Regions from separate parts of the Homo sapiens genome. Here region 2 is linked to region 1. Evidence: chromatin loops called from intact Hi-C (ENCODE). Cell type or tissue: sigmoid colon. All regions are shown on one strand. Links, peaks and the distances in the headings refer to the core of each region. The heading gives the core; the rest is flanking DNA.

The links. Hi-C counts contacts between places; a loop is a spot of excess contacts. Peaks named below come from ENCODE experiments on the same cell type or tissue, not always from the same donor. Only the 100,000 strongest peaks of a DNase experiment are listed, where the experiment ranks them.
Region 2: a loop joins it to region 1, with 3.0 times the contacts of the local background. A loop is called at or near these places in 4 of 110 quality-filtered maps.

What each region holds. Positions count from the first base shown.
Region 1 is chr22:44,138,165-44,146,512 of GRCh38, forward strand. It overlaps PARVB (parvin beta), which reads left to right. Exons shown (of 13, transcript NM_013327.5): 8 at 1,960-1,979. Among named protein-coding and RNA genes, the nearest start is that of TRU-TCA2-1, 8.3 kb to the right of the region's middle. RefSeq lists enhancers at 7,277-7,906, 7,907-8,348. In sigmoid colon, for the core only: no CTCF peak of the experiment used is centred there; DNase peaks (open chromatin) are centred at 4,717, 5,107 and 7,567.
Region 2 is chr22:44,088,223-44,096,570 of GRCh38, forward strand. It overlaps PARVB (parvin beta), which reads left to right. Exons shown (of 13, transcript NM_013327.5): 2 at 5,706-5,795. Among named protein-coding and RNA genes, the nearest start is that of TRU-TCA2-1, 58 kb to the right of the region's middle. In sigmoid colon, for the core only: CTCF peaks have their summits at 3,331 and 3,538; a DNase peak (open chromatin) is centred at 1,199.

The DNA of each region.
Region 1 (8,348 bases), core at 221-8,220:
GGCTGAGTGCAGTTCTTTTCCTCCAGGGCGACCCATCCTGCTGATGAGAAAGGATGCATCCACAGACATGTACAGTCTAACACAGGGGCTTGTGGGAAGTGCCTCGGGGCCCTAAGGGAATTTCCAGGAGGAGGGGAGCACCCCAAAGTCAGGGAAGGGGAGATTTCAGTGAAAGCCACCTCAATCAGATATCAGATGGCCCTGAGCAGTGAGGAAGGGAGTTGGGATTTTCTAGCCTGAGTCAGTGTCCCTCTGCCAGCCAGGGTCAGGGTAAAGGAGAGGCTGGGTCACCTCTCCAGGATGATGCCCCAGGTAGGTTCTCCTCAGGGCTGGTCATCCCATCCTTGTCTCCTGTTCCTTCCCCTCCCCGTGGCTGCGGAGGCTCTGACGGAACATTTGAATCATTGGATGTCTGCTGAAAACCAGCGGCCCAAAGATCCACATTCAGTTTCCTAAGGCAGCATTGCCACCTCCTATCCAGTCTCAGTGTTCCCCTTTCTCTTTCAAGAGGTGGCTATGAGGTCACCCCTTCCAGGAAGCCCTCCTGTCTGCCAAGCAGGAGTGCTTGGCTTCCTGTTAGTTCCCTTAGCCTCTGGACACATGTGGCCAACATTGAAATATTGGCTTATGAGGTCTGTCACTCCCAGGCATCCTGAGGGCAGGGCCACATAGTGTTTATCTCCAGGGGATGTTAATTTCTGTATCTGCACAGCCTGCACATAGTAGGTACTCAAGTAAGTGCTTGTTAAATAAGATGGAGCCAAAGGACTTGAGCCTAGAGGGATTTGGGGACAAAGTAAAGACTTCCTTGCCTCTCAGGAAGGCAGTGCATGGAAAGGATCTGTGCACTCACTCACTGGGAATCTTTGAGGAGAAGCTGCTCACCACTCCCGTCTCCCCCATTGCTTCCGCTGCCGCCTGCCTGAGATCAGGGCCTGGCCTCGTGGTTCTCCAGGATCCTTTAGTTCCACAAGTCCTGCAAGTACATTGTGTTTACTCCTGGAAACATGAGTAACCTGCAACCTTGTGTGTGTGTTTGTTTGTTTATTTATTTATTTGAGACAGGGTCTTGCTCTGTTGCCCAGGCTGGAGTACAGTGGTGCGATCCCAGCTCAGTGCAGTCTTGACCTCCCAGGCTCTAGCGATCCTCCCACCTCAGCACCTGAGTAGCTGGGACTAGAGCGCACGCCATGACACCCAGCTAATTTTGTATTTTTCTTAGAGGAGGTTTTGCCACTTTGGCCAGGCTCGTCTCCAGCCTTGCATTTTTTTATTGTTTTGTTTGTTTGTTTGTTTGTTTTTTGAGACAGAGTTTCACTCTTGTTGCCCAGGCTGGAGTGCAATGGTGCAATCTCTGCTCACTGCAACCTCCACCTCCTGGGTTCAAGTGATTCTCCTGACTCAGCCTCCCAAGTAGCTGGGATTACAGGTGCCTGCCACCATGCCCGGCTAATTTTTGCATTTTTAGCAGAGATGGGGTTTCGCCATTTTGGCCAGGCTGGTCTCGAACTCCTGACCTCAAGTGATTGACCCGATTCTGCCCCTCAAAGTGCTGGGATTACAGGCATGAGCCCCTGTGCCCGGCCCAGCCTGTGTTTTGAGCGTTCCACGGCTGCTGGAAGACCTGTTGTCTGCTGAAATCTTCATATTAACCACTCTTCTGATTTAAGTACCTCCCCTCCAAACAACATTACCAGGGTGGTTAATGTGCAAATAGAGATGGTGATTTGCTGCTGACCTTGTGCAAACATTAATAATTCACACAAGCACCTCTCGTTTATAATTAGAGCAGGCTGGAACACAGCACCATGTGACTTGCGTTCTTATCAGTAGGCCTTTACCTGGGCAGCGAGGGCCCAGCTTTCTGGCTGGCTCTGTCCCTCATCCTCCATTGTGCTGCTTGTGAAACTGTGTTCTGAGTGACCCATCTCATGGCTCTCTCTGTGTTCTTGTTTGCAGGATGATGATGGGCCGGTTCGGTAAGTAACCCCAGGGAAAGTGGGGAGATGGAGGCATGTTAGGGCTCCCCCAGGAAGCTCCCAGAGAGTGTACATGGTTATCTGGAGGGAGTGGGAAACTAGATGGGTCTCACTGCCCCCATAGTTCTGGAATCCTAGAGAAAGTGCACAGCCCACCCCCACCTTTCTGTATAATGGGCTTGTTTCTCAGAGCTGAGAGTGGCTGGGTTGTGCTAGGAGGAGTGGGGTGGAAGGCTGGGTGACCAGCTAGGGGAGCAGGAGGGGCCTGGGATGTAACACTGGCTGGAACTGTCAGGGGCTGGAGCAAGAGTGGTTGAGGGTAAAAGGGAGGGAGGAGAGGCAGCCAGCACATGGAGCGTCGTTAGCTGGCTGGAAGAGAGTGGCTCAGCTCTGTGGATGTCCTTCCATGTGTATTATTTCCTCCTGGAAACCACTGGTTTAGCAGACTTCCTTAGAGTCAGGCAGCCAGGGCTCATTCCTGGCTGGTGGCTTGTGGCCTGCCCCTTCCTCTCTCTGCTCCTCATCCGTGAAATGGGAGTGTAAAAGGCTCTCCCCAGGCAGGGGCTGCTGTGAGTATTGGGTGAGATCACAGGTGAGTGCCCTGCTTGGCCGGGGGACAGCCCTCTATGTGGGCTGGTTTTATTAGTGTTGGTTTTCAGTGGCTCTTCCCAAAGAGAGAGAGGTAATCACTCTCTCTTCCCTCATGAAAGCCTGAGACCTCATCTTCATCTCGGTGAGGGATGGTAACGTTTCAACCCTCAGTACCAGGATACCCCGGCCCTCGGCCTGGCCAGCCTCAGTGCTTTGGGAAGCATTTCAAAAGAGAAACCTCTTGACCCCCAGATACCCTGTTCTCCAGTGAGCAGGGAGGGGAGAACAGCTCTTAAAAGGAAAAATGGAAACCAGATAGAAGTCTCCCACCTGCCTCTCTAGCGGAGCTGATATCTGTCTTTTGGGGGCCCTCTGGGTGGGGGTGCCACCCCCTGAGTCCTATACAATGAGGGCTGGGCCAGCTTGGCCATGGGGCTCTGTAACCTCAAGTTATTATGGGGACCAGCTAGGATGCCATTGCTGCTTATCTATTGTATTAGGGTTCTCTAGAGGGACAGAAGTAATACGATAGATAGATATATATAAAGGGGAGTTTACTAAGGGTATTAACTCACACGATCACAAGGTCCCACAATAGTCCTTCTGCAAGCTGAGGAGCAGGGAAGCCAGTTTGAGTCCCAAAGCTGTAGAACCTGGAGTTTGATGTTCGAAGGCAGGAAGCATCCAGTATGGGAGAAAGATGGAGGCTGGGAGACTAAGCCAGTCTAGTCTTTTCATGTTCTTCTGCCTGCTTTTTATTTTGGCTGTGCTGGCAGCTGATTAGGTGGTGCCCACCTGGATTAAGGGTGGTCTGCCTTTTCCAGTCCACAGATTCAGATGTTAATCTCCTTTGGCAACACCCTCACAGACACACCCAGGAACCACGCCTTGCACCCTTCAATCCAATCAAGCTGACAGTATTAACCATCACGCCTGTGGAGAGGGGAAGTGGCTCAGATCCTGCGGGGCTTGAATTGAGAAGATGCAGCCAGCGTGTCCCCCCTAGGCTTTCTTTACTAGACCTTAAGCTGTGCTGGGAACATTCACAGGCCTTCTCTGTTTTTTGTTTGTTTGTTTGTTTGTTTTTAAGGAGAATTCCAGCTCTTTTAAATTGTCTCTATTATTAAAAAACAAATGCAGGAAGAGAAAGAGAAACATCCTGTATATAGTTGCTGAGGGAGGCGAAACCGCAGTGGGGTCACAGCTCATGGGACCGGGGTGAGGCGTCTCCCCACCCTGCGTCTAGGTAGAGGCGCGTTTTGGGGGCCCAGTGCCCCCCTCTGTCACCTCTTCTCCATCTTTTCTTCCTGGAGGAGGCTCAGAACCCCTTTGGAATTGTAGAGGCCTAAAGATGAGGAGAGGGCCGGGCGCGGTGGCTCATGCCTTTAATCTCAGCACTTTGAGAGGCCGAGGTGGATGGATCATGAGGTCATGAGATCGAGACCAGCCTGGCTAACATGGTGAAACCCCGTCACTACTAAAAATACAAAAAAATTAGCCGGGCGTGGTGGCGGGCACCTGTAGTCCCAGCTACTCGGGAGGCTGATGCAGGAGAATCGCTTGAACCCAGGAGGTGGAGGTTGCAGTGAGCCGAGATTGCGCCACTGCACTCCAGCCTGAGTGACAGAGCAAGACTCTGTCTCAAAAAAAAAAAAAAAAAAAAAAAAAAAAAAAAAAAAAGATGACAGTGGGCCCCTCAAGCATTTTTGAGTCTTTTTGTTTTTTTTGTGGCGCTGTCACTTTTGTGTTTGGTTCGGGCCTTGTTGGAGGTTTAGGGAAAAGACAGTCTGTTCAGTTCAGTTGGGAGCACATGGGCCTCAGGCTGTGTATAGCACCCTGTGGCCCGAGGGCCCAGAAGCCTGGCCCCGGAGCCCCTGCCACCCCATGAATGAGCTTTAGGGTCTGATGGCTGGGGCAGTGGCTCCCTAGGTAAGAGCCAGGTGTCACATGTGAAAAGTGGACCCAGCTGCCACTCCAGGGGTGGGAGGACTGTGGAATCGCAAGACCATGTACAAGAGGCCGATGGAATTGTTCTCGTTACTTTGTAGGCTTTATGTGCTGTGCTTGAGAAAATGCAAACAGGCTATTAGTCGGTGACAGGCAATTAGTTCCACCCCCGGCCTTGCTGCTTCTGCTGACGCAGGTTCCGAAGTCTCCTGGTTACCCAGCCTGGCACCCTCAGGCACAGCAGGGTGTCTGGCCCGGCACCCGCCCCTGTGGGGGCAGCAGCACGCCTTGTCTTCGCTTCCCTGCCATGCCATTCCCCTCCTTCAGCCCCCGAGAGCACCCCAGGGTGCTCCCTCCTCCAGCAACCTTCACCTGAATGCTCTCCCTCTAGATTACCCCATGGCTCACTCTTTCAGCTCTGCCAGCTCTTGGTTCAAATGTCACTGATCAGGGAGGCCCTCTCTGACTCCACTGCCCCAAACTGGCCTCCACTGGCTCTCCTCCCCACCCCTGCCTTAGTTCTTTCTGTACTCATGTGACACACCAAGCAGCACTCAGCTCATGGGGATGGCCTGGCTCCTCTTCCCTGTGCCAGTGTTTACACAACGAAGCTTGCACGTGTCTGGCAGACACTGGTGCCAGCAAACTTTCAGGGGCACCCACAGCCCCTGCCTTTCTCCTTTCACACATGGCTCCTTGACCCAGAGGTGCTCTGTGGGCTGGAGCTGACCTTTCCTCGGGGTGCACCCCACCCCCTGCCAAAGCAGCCAGCCCTGGCCACAGTCTGCACGCAGCTGGGGGCAGATGTTTTAGGAGCTTCTGGAAGGCCGGGCAGACCCTCCTTGGCTAATGTGCTGGGCTTTGCCAGGAGTGGTCTTCTGGGCCTCAGTTTCCCCACGAGTACCCTGAGCCAGGGAGGGATGGGGACTCCATTCTGCCCACTCCCCATCATTCCGGGGAGGGAGGTGGCTCCACAGGTCCTCGCTGCCTCCTGACAGCATCACTGTCCTGGATGAGGTGGGTGAGGAGGCTTCTCTCCACGGAAACAAGTCTCAGGGGTTCCAGGGAGGTTGCAGCCTGGTCTCCATGGCAATGGGTGAGCTGGTGCGGCTTCTCCGCGGGCGGCCCTTCCCCCTCCTGGGCCTGCCCTGGGCTGGAGGCTCTTTCTGAGGCAGAGGGGAAAGAAGGGGGATGTGCCTTCCTCACTCTCTTCCCCCTCATTGTAACTCCTAGTAATTCCCCTTCACGTCTCTCCCATTTCTGCCAACAGGGCTTGTTCCAAAACCTCTGGCTCCATCCCATCACCCGTGGCTCCTGACTGTGCCCTCCATAACTCCCACGTTGCAGGCCACAGCCCCTGTTAACCCCTCTCACAGTCCACCCGGCTCTTGAACCTGCGCTGGGCTTTCTGGCATCTCTCTCTCCTTGTGCCTGCTGGTCCCTCGGTGGAGCGCCTTTCCTCCTCCTCTTGCCCCAGCAAGCCTGGCTTGAACCCCAGGACTGCTTTGTGAAGCCTTCCTCAGGTCCCCCCAGCCCTTGGTTCATGGGTCCCAGACTCAGGTGTCTCCAGGGACCAGGCTGATAATATAAAAGAGGAGAGTGTCTAGATTATGCAATGATAATGTCATCTGCCCCTTCACCCCAGGGCTGGGTGGCAGTGGGGAGTGGTGGGGTCTGGCGCAAGCTGGAGAGTCCACACCCCCATCCCCAGGGGCAGCTTATTGCTGCCAGGTGGGAGTGCAGGCTCACTGTTGCCACAGCCTCCAGTTCTTCAAGAGAAGCCAGAAGTTAAGAACTTTTGGACAAACTTTCCAATTTAAGAACTGTTCGCTCTCGCCGGGTACCGTGGCTCACACCTGTAGTCCCAGCACTTTGGGAGGCTGAGGCGGGTGGATTACTTGAGGTCAGGAGTTCAAGACCAGCCTTACCAACATGGCGAAACCCCGTCTCTACTAAAAATACAAAAATTAGCCAGGTGTGGTGGTGCATGCCTGTAGTCCCAGCTATTCAGGAGGTTGAGGCAGAATTGCTTGAACCCGGGAGGCAGATGTTGCAGTGAGCTGAGATCATGCCACTGCACTCCAGCCTGGGTGACAGAGTGAGACTCTGTCTCAAAAAGCCTAAAGACCAAAACAAAACAAAAGAAAACAAAACAAATGAAAACTGTTGACTCAAATCAAAACATTACAGCGACCAAGCTGAGCATTCCTGCAGATTGAGCTTGGGCAGCCCTGGCATATGGTCAGGTCGGTTGGCCCCCCGTCTGGCTTCGTCTTTTCTGACACTAACAGGGTTGCACTATCATAGTTTACTCCCTCTCCAGGCCCTCCCCCAAGTCTGTGCCTCTTCCAAGAGAGGAGTCCCTCCTTGTTTATCTCTGTGATGTCCCCAGAGCCTGCGGAGGCTCTGGGGGACAGGACGAGCGGGAGCTGTAAGGACTGAGGACCGACAATGCTCCTGCCAGGCTCCATGCTCCTGCCTCTACTCACTGCCCCACTTAGTTCCACACCAAGAGCGAGGCAGGGGCTGTGAGAATGCTGCCTTTATGGAGGAAGAAAGGGGGTCGGAGAGGGAAGGATTTGCCCAGTCATGGGGTGTGAAGTGGGGCAGCTAGAACAAAATAGGATCTATTTTCGTTCCCAAGGCCAAGCACATCACAGGGGTGCAGTATGCTCTCTCTGTCTCTCTCTCTCCCCTAGGTCAGGGTGGTCCCTGGGGAGGCCCCTGGGTTACCCCAAGACAGGTGGGAGGAGCTTCCTACCCGACCCTCTTCCTGTCAACCTGGGCTCTGCGGCTCCCAGGGCTGCTCCTTGTATTGGGGCCCCAGCCTGGCTGGTAACAGAGGGTCCCTCCACTGGGCTCAGTCTTCTGAGCATGCTCTGCCCCCAGGAACCTGGAGGATGGAAGTTGGGGGCCCTGGGTCCCTTCCAAATGCCCTTGGGTCCTGTGCCTGGTCCCCAGTGCCCATTTTCAGAGCCCCTGGCCCCTCCCTGCCTTGTGGACTGTGTGACGTGATGCCAGTCCCCTGGGTCCAGGGGCATGGCAGCCGGCGGAGAGGCCTCTGCGGCCCCGATGTCTCCTTGAGTGGCTTGACTCTGCCAGCCCAGCGGTGGCCCAGCTAAATATACCCTGGCTGACGTCAAGCACTCTTCTGCTCCTGGGGTTTTTCTTAAGCTGCATTTATAGTTTGCGTATTGCTTTGTAAAGATGTAAAAATTTCACTTTTTTTTTTTGTTTTGCCCCTTAGCAGACTGTCTTATTGAGTGTAGTCTTAGATGATTATGAAAATCATTTACAGCTGCCGCATTAGGAAGCTGGCGTGTGTGCAGAGGCAGGGCATTTTGGTCAATGTTGGTCTTTAGGTGAAGAAAACTTCCCTCCCTTCCCCCAGTCACGCACATGCTCACACACGCACACATGCGCTCACACAGGCACACACACGCTCACACGTGCTCACACATGCACACACGTGCTCACACGTGTACACACGCTCACACCGCACACACGCACACCCGTGCTCACACGCACACATGCTCACACATGGACACACGCTCACACACGCGCTCACACGTACACACGCTCACAGCACACACACATGTTCACACACAACCTCACACGCACACACGTGCTCACACACGCACACATGTGCTCACGTGCACACAGGTGCTCACACACACACATGCACACACGTGCTCGCACACGCACACATGCTCACACACGCAAACACGTGCCCACAATGCACACACATGCTCACACGCGCACACACACGTACACATACACTTTCCTTCTCTCCTTTCCTCTTTGTTTCTCACCACCTCCACAAGGCCACGG
Region 2 (8,348 bases), core at 150-8,149, 50 kb before region 1:
ACTGGCAGGAAGGCAAGTTCGGGAAGGAGATAGTTACATGGCTGTGTGGCTTCAGCTGGGGAGAGGGGAACACCCAGGAGGGCTTCTTGGAGGAGGCGGCCAGTAAGATGAGGTTGAAGATAGGTAGGATTTAGTAGGGCACAGTGAGGTGCAAGATCAGGTAGAACTGGCTTTAGTCCTGACTCTGGGGCTTCACATCTAACAGCACAGGACCAGCCACTCCCTCACAGACTTGTTTATTTATTATTATTGTTATTATTTTTGAGACAGACGGAGTCTCGCTGTGTTGCCCAGGCTGGAGTGAAGTGGCACAACCTTAGCTCACTGCAACCTCCACCTCCCAGGTTCAAGCAATTCTCATGCCTCAGCCGCCCAAGTAGCTGGGATTGCAGGCGCCCACTGCCACGCCTGACTAATGTTTGTATTTTTAGTAGAGACAGGGTTTCATCATGTTGGTCAGGCTGGTCTCGAAGTCCTGACCTCAGGTGATTTGCCCACCTTGGCCTCCCAGAGTGCTGGAATTACAGGTTTGAGCCACCGTGCCCGGCCTCCCTCAGACTTGTTAGGAGACAAGGTGAATGGCTGGCATGGAAGATGCCCTGCACATAGTAGGTGCTCAGGAAACGTTAGTGGTGCTCTCCCCCTTTCCAATGGACAGTCAGCAATATGGGTTGGACAAGTATGTTCTGTAATCCGAGGTTGTGTGCCCTCTGGCTGGCCCACAAAATTTGAATTAATGGCTCGTATTTATAAATGGGGAGATTCCACACCAAACCCCACATTTCCAGCTTTTCTTGAAAACTCAGATCTGGTGACTGCAGCCTGCACTTCCCACTCTGCCATCCCGGGCTGAGCGAGGAGTGCCCGTCTCCAGAGACAGTGTGCCAAGGGGCCCTCCTCCTATCAAATGCCCTCCTGTCTCTCTCTTCCTACCTGGCCCCCCGTGCAGGCCACAGAGCGTGGTGCTGCAGGTGAACTCTGCTGCGGTGGGAACGAGTTGGCATCGACTCCCTCGTGGCTGGCTGCTGGGTTTCGTGTGGACAGAGACATTCATCTTAGAACAATGCAGACACTTAGGAAAACAAGCACAAGGCGGTCTTTTTCCCTTAATCACCCATCTCATGAAATCAAGCCCCAGTCCCTTGGAAGCTCACACCCTCCACACCCTCCAGACACTGAGAGAATGCATGCCAGCATGCCTGTGCCAGCGCGCCTGTGCCAGCACACCCGGGCCAGCACACCCGGGCCAGCAGATCTTTCTCTGTGACTGAAGACAGCCGGCACTTCACATCTTTGAAGGGTTTGTCTTTCTGGCAAGTAGACCGGTACTTTAAAAACCAAAACATTCCTGGGATTCACTGAAAGCCAGTAAACTGGCACCGTTCAGGTGGCGGGGGGGTCGGGGGAGGGGGGAAGCCAAGGGTGTGAGAGGAGCCCCTCCTTCCAAAAATCACACCGATCCTCTGAAGGTGACGATCAGATCCAGGCTGCAAGTTCTTCTGCAAAGGAGCTGTGTCCATAAGGGAACCCAGGCTGCAAAATATAGCAAGGCCCAGAAGGGCATCCCTCAAACCTTCATGGGGTTCAGCTTTGGACATGCTGGCTGTGGTTTGTCTCCACTGCACTCTGCAAAGAGCCCCGAAGGCCCTTTCCTTAGCCTGGCCATATTTCAAGGCCAGTTCAATTGCTGCCTCCTCCAGGAAGCCCTCCATGCTTCTCTGTGGAATAGGGGACCTCGCCTGCCTTGTGGTCACTCTTCCTCCAGTCTGTGTCTCTCTTGGAGCCTAATCACAGAGACCCTGTACATCCACAGCTGCCTCTCCCACTTGCAGGGAGTAGTTTGTGGGCCATGTGTGGGTGCTCACGGTTCCCCTTATTCCTCAGGAAATGTGAGGAAGTTCCTGTGAGGCCGGTATTCCCACCACCCCATGTTACAGATGGGGAAACTGAGGCTTAGTGCGGTGAGGGGACTTCCCCGAAGCCACACACCAACAAGTGGCAATGCGAGATTTGGACTGGGGCTCTGTGGCCACAGGCCTGGGCTCCTCCTGCCAACCGAGGGGTCTGCCAGCCTGTGCCCCCCTCCTCCTGGTCCCCGAAGCCTTTGCTTCCCTCAGGCCATCGTGCATAACCAGCCCCTTCAGAATGCGCTGCTGAGCAGTCCCTGGGCGGTGTTCGTGAGCACGTTTCTCATTTATTAAGGTCACAAAATCCCTGGCCCTGTTTAGTGTCATCTTTGATGTTCAAGGGCGGTGTGGAAATCTCTGTTTTGATATGACCCAATTTCTAGGCTTTCAAAATGTGGCTTCTCTCCTCCTCCCTCTCTGTGTTTTTGAAATCAGGTGAGCAGGGCTGCCTCGAAGCGTTGACCACTTGCCCCGAGGTCTCCCTCCCCACCCCTCAGGCCCAGGCACATGGGTGCAGTGCCAGCTCTCGGGCCTTGCCAAGAGGACTCTCGGGCGTAGCCCACCTGTGTAATCCTCCACACATAGGGAAACTGGGTCTTTTGTTCTTCCTCTGCCATCAGCGTGAGCACTGCAGGCAGCTGTGCTGGACGGGACCTCCCTGCCCCTGTTGTGTCCTCCTATGATGCCAGCCAGGACATGGAACTTCCACCCCGACCCCCTGTGCTCCAGGGCTATCATATTCCCAAGGATTTCTGTGAAAAATCACTTTTCCCTGTTTCCTTTCTGCCTTTTAAGACTCTCTGCTGGTTACAACTCTCTTTGTAACTCGTCATGTGGTACAAATACTTGCTGAAATTTGGTCCCTGTTTTCTCAGCTGATCTGGGTGACCTGTGGGGGTTCTTCTGGATTATTTTTAGAGAGGTGGGGCAGAGGGAGTCTCAAAACTCTATGTCTGTATCATTTCCCTGTGAAGGTATTTAACATTTGTCCACTGCTGGTGTAGCGTTATGCTAAGGATTTTGGAAATTCAAGGATGAGTGGTGCCTGGATCTTCCCTTAGGATGCTGGCTGTGGGTGGAGGACAGTGTGTGCGGCAGCCAGGCTGGCTCGCGGCTGGAATGTGGGTTACCTGGAGAGGGCCTGCTTTTTTTTTTTTTTTTTTTTTGCTATTTAAAAAAATTGTTGTAAAATAGGCATAACGTAAACTTTACCATCTTAGCCATTTTCAAGAGCAGAGTTCACTGGTATTAAGTACGTTCTCATTGTGCAGCCATCACCACCACCCACCCACAGAACTCTTTCATCTTTCCAAACCGAAACTCTGCCATCATTCAACACTACCTCTCTATTTGCTACTTCCCCCGCCCCTGGCATCCACCAGACTGCTTTCTCCTCTATGCATTCGCCTACTCGAGGGACCTCCTACTGGTGGAATTGTACAGTGTTTGACTTTCTGTGTCTGGCTTATTTCACTGAGCAGAACATTCTCAAGGTTCACCCATGCGGTAGCCTGGTCCGAATGTCCTTCCTTTTTAGGGCTAGATAATATTCCGTTGTATACGTGGACTACCTTTTGCTTACTCATTCATCTGGTGTTCTCAAATGCCAAGACTCAGTGACTGCAGCAGTGCCCGAAGGTTCCCTCGAATCAAAGAACTTCCTAACCCCAACCTGTACCTAGGCTCTGATACTCCTGCATCAGGCAGTCCTCTAGGATAAGGTGCCTGTTTAAAATGCAAATATATTACCTTCGGGGGAGTGGGTAACTGGCATCCTGGGGCCCCGCTGCCATTGTCCTTATGAGGGAGGGAGGTTGTGTTGTCCTGGAAGTCGGGTCCACGGTCACGTCCTGAGAGTCCCATCACGTGCCATGCTCTGGGCTGGGGACTTGATGTTCATTGTTTGGTTACATTTAGCCCTTCCAAAGACCCTGGCATTTTTGCAGTGTTACCTATAAATTCCATGTGCGGAAACATGGGTTATTTCCACTCTTTTTTTTGAGATGGAGTCTCGCTCTGTCACCAGGCTGGAGTGCACTGGTGTGATCTTGGCTCACTGCAACCTCCGCCTCCTGGGTTCAAGCAATTCTCCCACCTCAGCCTCCTGAGTAGCTGGGACTACAGGCGCACGCCACCACGCCCAGCTAATTTTTGTATTTTTAGTAGAGACAAGGTTCCACCATGTTGGCCAGGATGGTCTCGATCTCTTGACCTCGTGATCCACCTGCCTCAGCCTCCCAAAGTGCTGGGATTACAGGTGTGAGCCACCGCACCCGACCTGGGTTATTTCTACTTTTGGGCTATTTTGAGTCCTGCAGCTATGAAAATGGGAATAAAAGAGGGTCCGCTTTTTAAGAAGCTGAATATCGGCCTTTGCTGACATGAGAGGAGCTGGCATCCTTGGGCCCTGCTGCCATTGTCCTTATGAAGGATGGAGGTTGTGTCGTCCTGAAGGCTGGGTCCACAGACGTGTCCCAAGAGCCCATCATGTGCCATGCTCTGGACTGGACGCTCAACATTCATGGTTACATTCAGCCCTTCCAAAGGCCCTGGCATTTTTACAGTGTTACCTATAAATGCCATATGGAGAAATAGGTGCAGAGAGGTGAGTGGGATGTACCTGGGGTCTCACGGCCAGCATGAGTGGGGCCCTGTTGGCCTGCTGCTCCAAAGCCATCATGCCACACCCCCTTGCTGTTCCATCATCTGCCGCTGTGGAGGCTGGATGTCCAGAGCTAGAGGTGTTCAAGGTTCAAGGTGATTCTGGTGTTAAAAGAGGAAATACCATTTTACTTCTGAACCTGTTTCATGGAGAAAGAGGTACAGCTCCGGGCACACTGGCCTGGGTACCTTTGCAGCATGTGATCAGGGACTGCTCCCCAGCGGCCCTCCACCAGTGCCATGAAAGTGGCCAGGGCCCTACCTGCACCCGGCACCATGGATGCATCTTGGGGCTGGAACCTCGAGTCTTACATGCAGCAGAGGCTGAGGCTGTGACTGTGGAGAAAGCGTGACATTACAGAAGCAAGGGTTTTGGCACCTGGTGTCTGTGTGGGTGGGTATTCCTCCCTGGTGGATGTGGCTGAAAGGCCTGCAGGGTCTCACTGGTGCAGGGAGATGAGGGGTCATTTCTGGTTCTGGGATTGTCCCTAATCACTGGGCGTTCCAGATCCTGTAACTGTTCAGCACTCCCTTGAGACAGGAGGTCATGGTGTTTCTGACTTGGAGCCTCTGGCTCTCTTTATTAGATTCTGTTGCATGTTCCAGCCATCCTGACCCGGGTGTTCCATCAGATTTCTGTGCCTGTGAATGTGGCCATCACCAGTGACCCCACTTTAAACTCCAGATTCACCTGTATGCATGACCGGAGGGGGTTAGCATCTTGAGTCCGTGGTTCAGGACGCAGCCCCCCGGCAGAGGGAAGGCAGCCCCACTCTCTCATGCCCCATCGCTGTGGTCCATGCTTTGTCTGCCTCAGCAGTCTTGGTCAGATCTGGAAGCATCTGGAGGCATCTGGAAGCTTTGGTGTCTTAGTTATGAGTTTCAAAGGGCAGTGAAAACAGACTGGCAGAGCTCAGCGAGACCTGGGAAATATTTGGGGTGGGGAGGAACTGCAGAATGTATTCTTGGTTCAGAGCATTTTTCCCTCTGACTCTTTCTGGGCAACAGACCTTTTAGGAATGTTTGTTAAATGCTGAAAAAAACAGGAATTGATTTCTCTCTGCGTCCACAGCCAACATGTGAGGCCACGGCACTCCGTGTATACTAACCTGGTTTTTCTTTCCTTTTGCTCAACAGTGAGTGACCTGCAGGAAGAAGGCAAGAATGCCATCAACTCACCGATGTCCCCCGCCCTGGTGGATGTTCACCCTGAAGACACCCAGCTTGGTACGGGGGTTCCTCCGCTCCCTGCCCTGAGACAGTTGAGCTTCCGTGGCACTAAGTTGGTCTTGGGGAGGCCAATGAGGAGCCCGATAGATCTGGCCTCTTGATCAGATGCTGGGGGCATTTGGGAGTCTAAGTTCTTAGCTCAAGGTCATCTTTAGAAAAGTCCATTGGGAAAAGCAAGTCCTTCATTAAGGGTTTCTGCCCTAGTCTTAAAACGTAAGTTTTATTTTTCAGGTGGTGAAGCAAACAGATTGGGAGAAGACTGACTTGAAAAGATAGTTTGTTAAACTCATAGTTCTGAAAGGAGGTGTAGCAGGCCACTCAGGGCCATGCCATGCCACGCCATGCCACGCCACGCCACACCATGCCAAGCCACGCCACACCATAGCACACCATGCCACAGAAGGCCACATGGAAAGCACTAGTGTGAGGCAGAGGCAGAAGGAGCAGGGCTAATGCCTTTATTTGATATTTTATGTATATATTTTTTGAGATAGAGTCTCACTCTGTTACCCAAGCTGGGGTGCGGTGATATGATCACAGCTCATGGCAGCCTTTACCGTCCAGGTTCAAGTGATCCTCCTGCCTTAGCCTCCTGAGTAGCTGGGACTACAGGCATGTGCCACCCCGCCCACCTAACTTTTTAATTTATTTGTAGAGATGGGGTCTTGCCATGTTGCTCAGACTGGTCTCCAACTCCTGGGCTCAAGCAGTTCTCCTGCCTCGGTTTCCCAAAGTGCAGGGACTACAGATATGAGCCACTGCGCCTGGCCCCAACACCCTTACTGTGGCTTTCTCTGAAGGAATGGGCAAGGCTGGGTGAACAGGCCTAGGCCTGGCTTGTTGGAATCGTTTCACTGGGCTTTGCGGTGCAGGAGCTGTCCTGAGTCTTCTCAGTAAGAAGACTCTTCTTCTTCCACACCACGTGGCGTGGCGTGGTATGGTGTGGCGTGGCGTGGCATGTCCCCAGGGCCAGGGGAGATTAGGGTGAGGATATTGGCTGGGAGTGTAGGAGCCCCGTGAGAGCCCAAGGAAAGAGGTGGCTGGGGACTCTGGGCTCTGCGGCTCAGGCTCTGAGTGGTTTTCATATGAAAGGTGTGCTCACAGAGGGTGGTTTACCATCTCTAGGAATTAGCTTGCCCTGGAGGTGCAATCTCTCCAGAGTCAGCAAGGCCCCGAGATGCCAAGCACCAGAAAATACAGAAAACAGGGCGGGCACGGTGGCTCACACCTGTAATCCCAGCACTTTGGAAGGCCAAAGTGGACGGATCACTTGAGTTCAGGAGTTTGAGATCAGCCTGGCCAACATGGCGAAACCGCGTCTCTCCTAAGAATACAAAAATTAGCCGAGTGTGGCTAGCCTGTAATTCCAGCTACTCTGGAGGCTGAGGCAGGAGAATCGCTTGAACCCGGGATTGGGATGTTGCAGTGAGCCGAGATCGCACCACTGCACTCCAACCTGGGTGACAGAGCGAGACATCTCAAAGTAAAAAAAAAAAAAAGAAAAAAAGAAAATGCAAAACACAATTAATATGCTTCTTCCCTTTGGGCCAGCCAGAGCTGCCCGCGGCCTGGGCTTGCAGGGTGGGCTCTGCCAAGTGGCCCAGGCCCCTGCGCTCACTGCCTGATGTAATGGGTAACAGCCAAGACACATTTTCCTTAAAGTGTGTTTTGGGATCTAGCTGATCTGGAAGGCATTTATGGAACATTCTGCGTATTTCCAAACCCTGGTTCGAAGGGAAGTCCCGGTTCATCCCTTTTTTGTGGTTTCCGTGACGAGGCCAGGCCAGCAAGAGCTTATGGAGAAGAAACGCCGATGCAAGTTCAGCCGCCAACCGACCCGAAGCCAGAGCTGGTGATGCTGCCTGAGGTCGCACCAGGGTCCACGGGGCTTTCTCTCCCTCCGCTTAGAAGAGAGTGGCCCCACCAGGCTCGGTGGCTCAGGCCTGTAATCTCGGCACTTTGGGAGGCTGTGGCAGGTGGATCACCTGACGTCAGGAGTTCGAAACCAGCCTGGCCAACATGGCAAAACCCTGTCTCTACTAAAAAATACAAAAATTGGCTGAGTGTGGTGGCAAACACCTGAAATCCCCGCTACCTGGGAGGCTAAGTCAGGAGAATCGCTTGAATCCAGGAGGCGGAGGTTGCAGTGAGCCGAGGTTGCACCACTGCGCTCCAGCCTGGGCAACAAGAATGAAACTCCATCTCATAAAATAATAAAATAAAATAATTAGCCAGGCATGGTGGCACACGCCTATAGTCCCAGCTACTCAGGAGGCTGAGGTGGGAGGATTGCCTGAGTCTGAAGAAGTTGAGGCTACAGTGAGCCAAGATCACACCACTGCACTCTAGCCTGGGTAACAGAGTGAGACCTTGTCTCAAAAAATAATAATAATTGAACTCACTCACTGAATATTTGCACAGCACCTGATTCTTTCTGAAGTCCTCTTTGTATATTTCATATCCTTTGGGCTCATAAATGTCATCATTGTAGCGAATATTGGGGGTCCACTGTGAATGCTTCTACTCCTCAGTCCCTTCAGTGACCCTGTG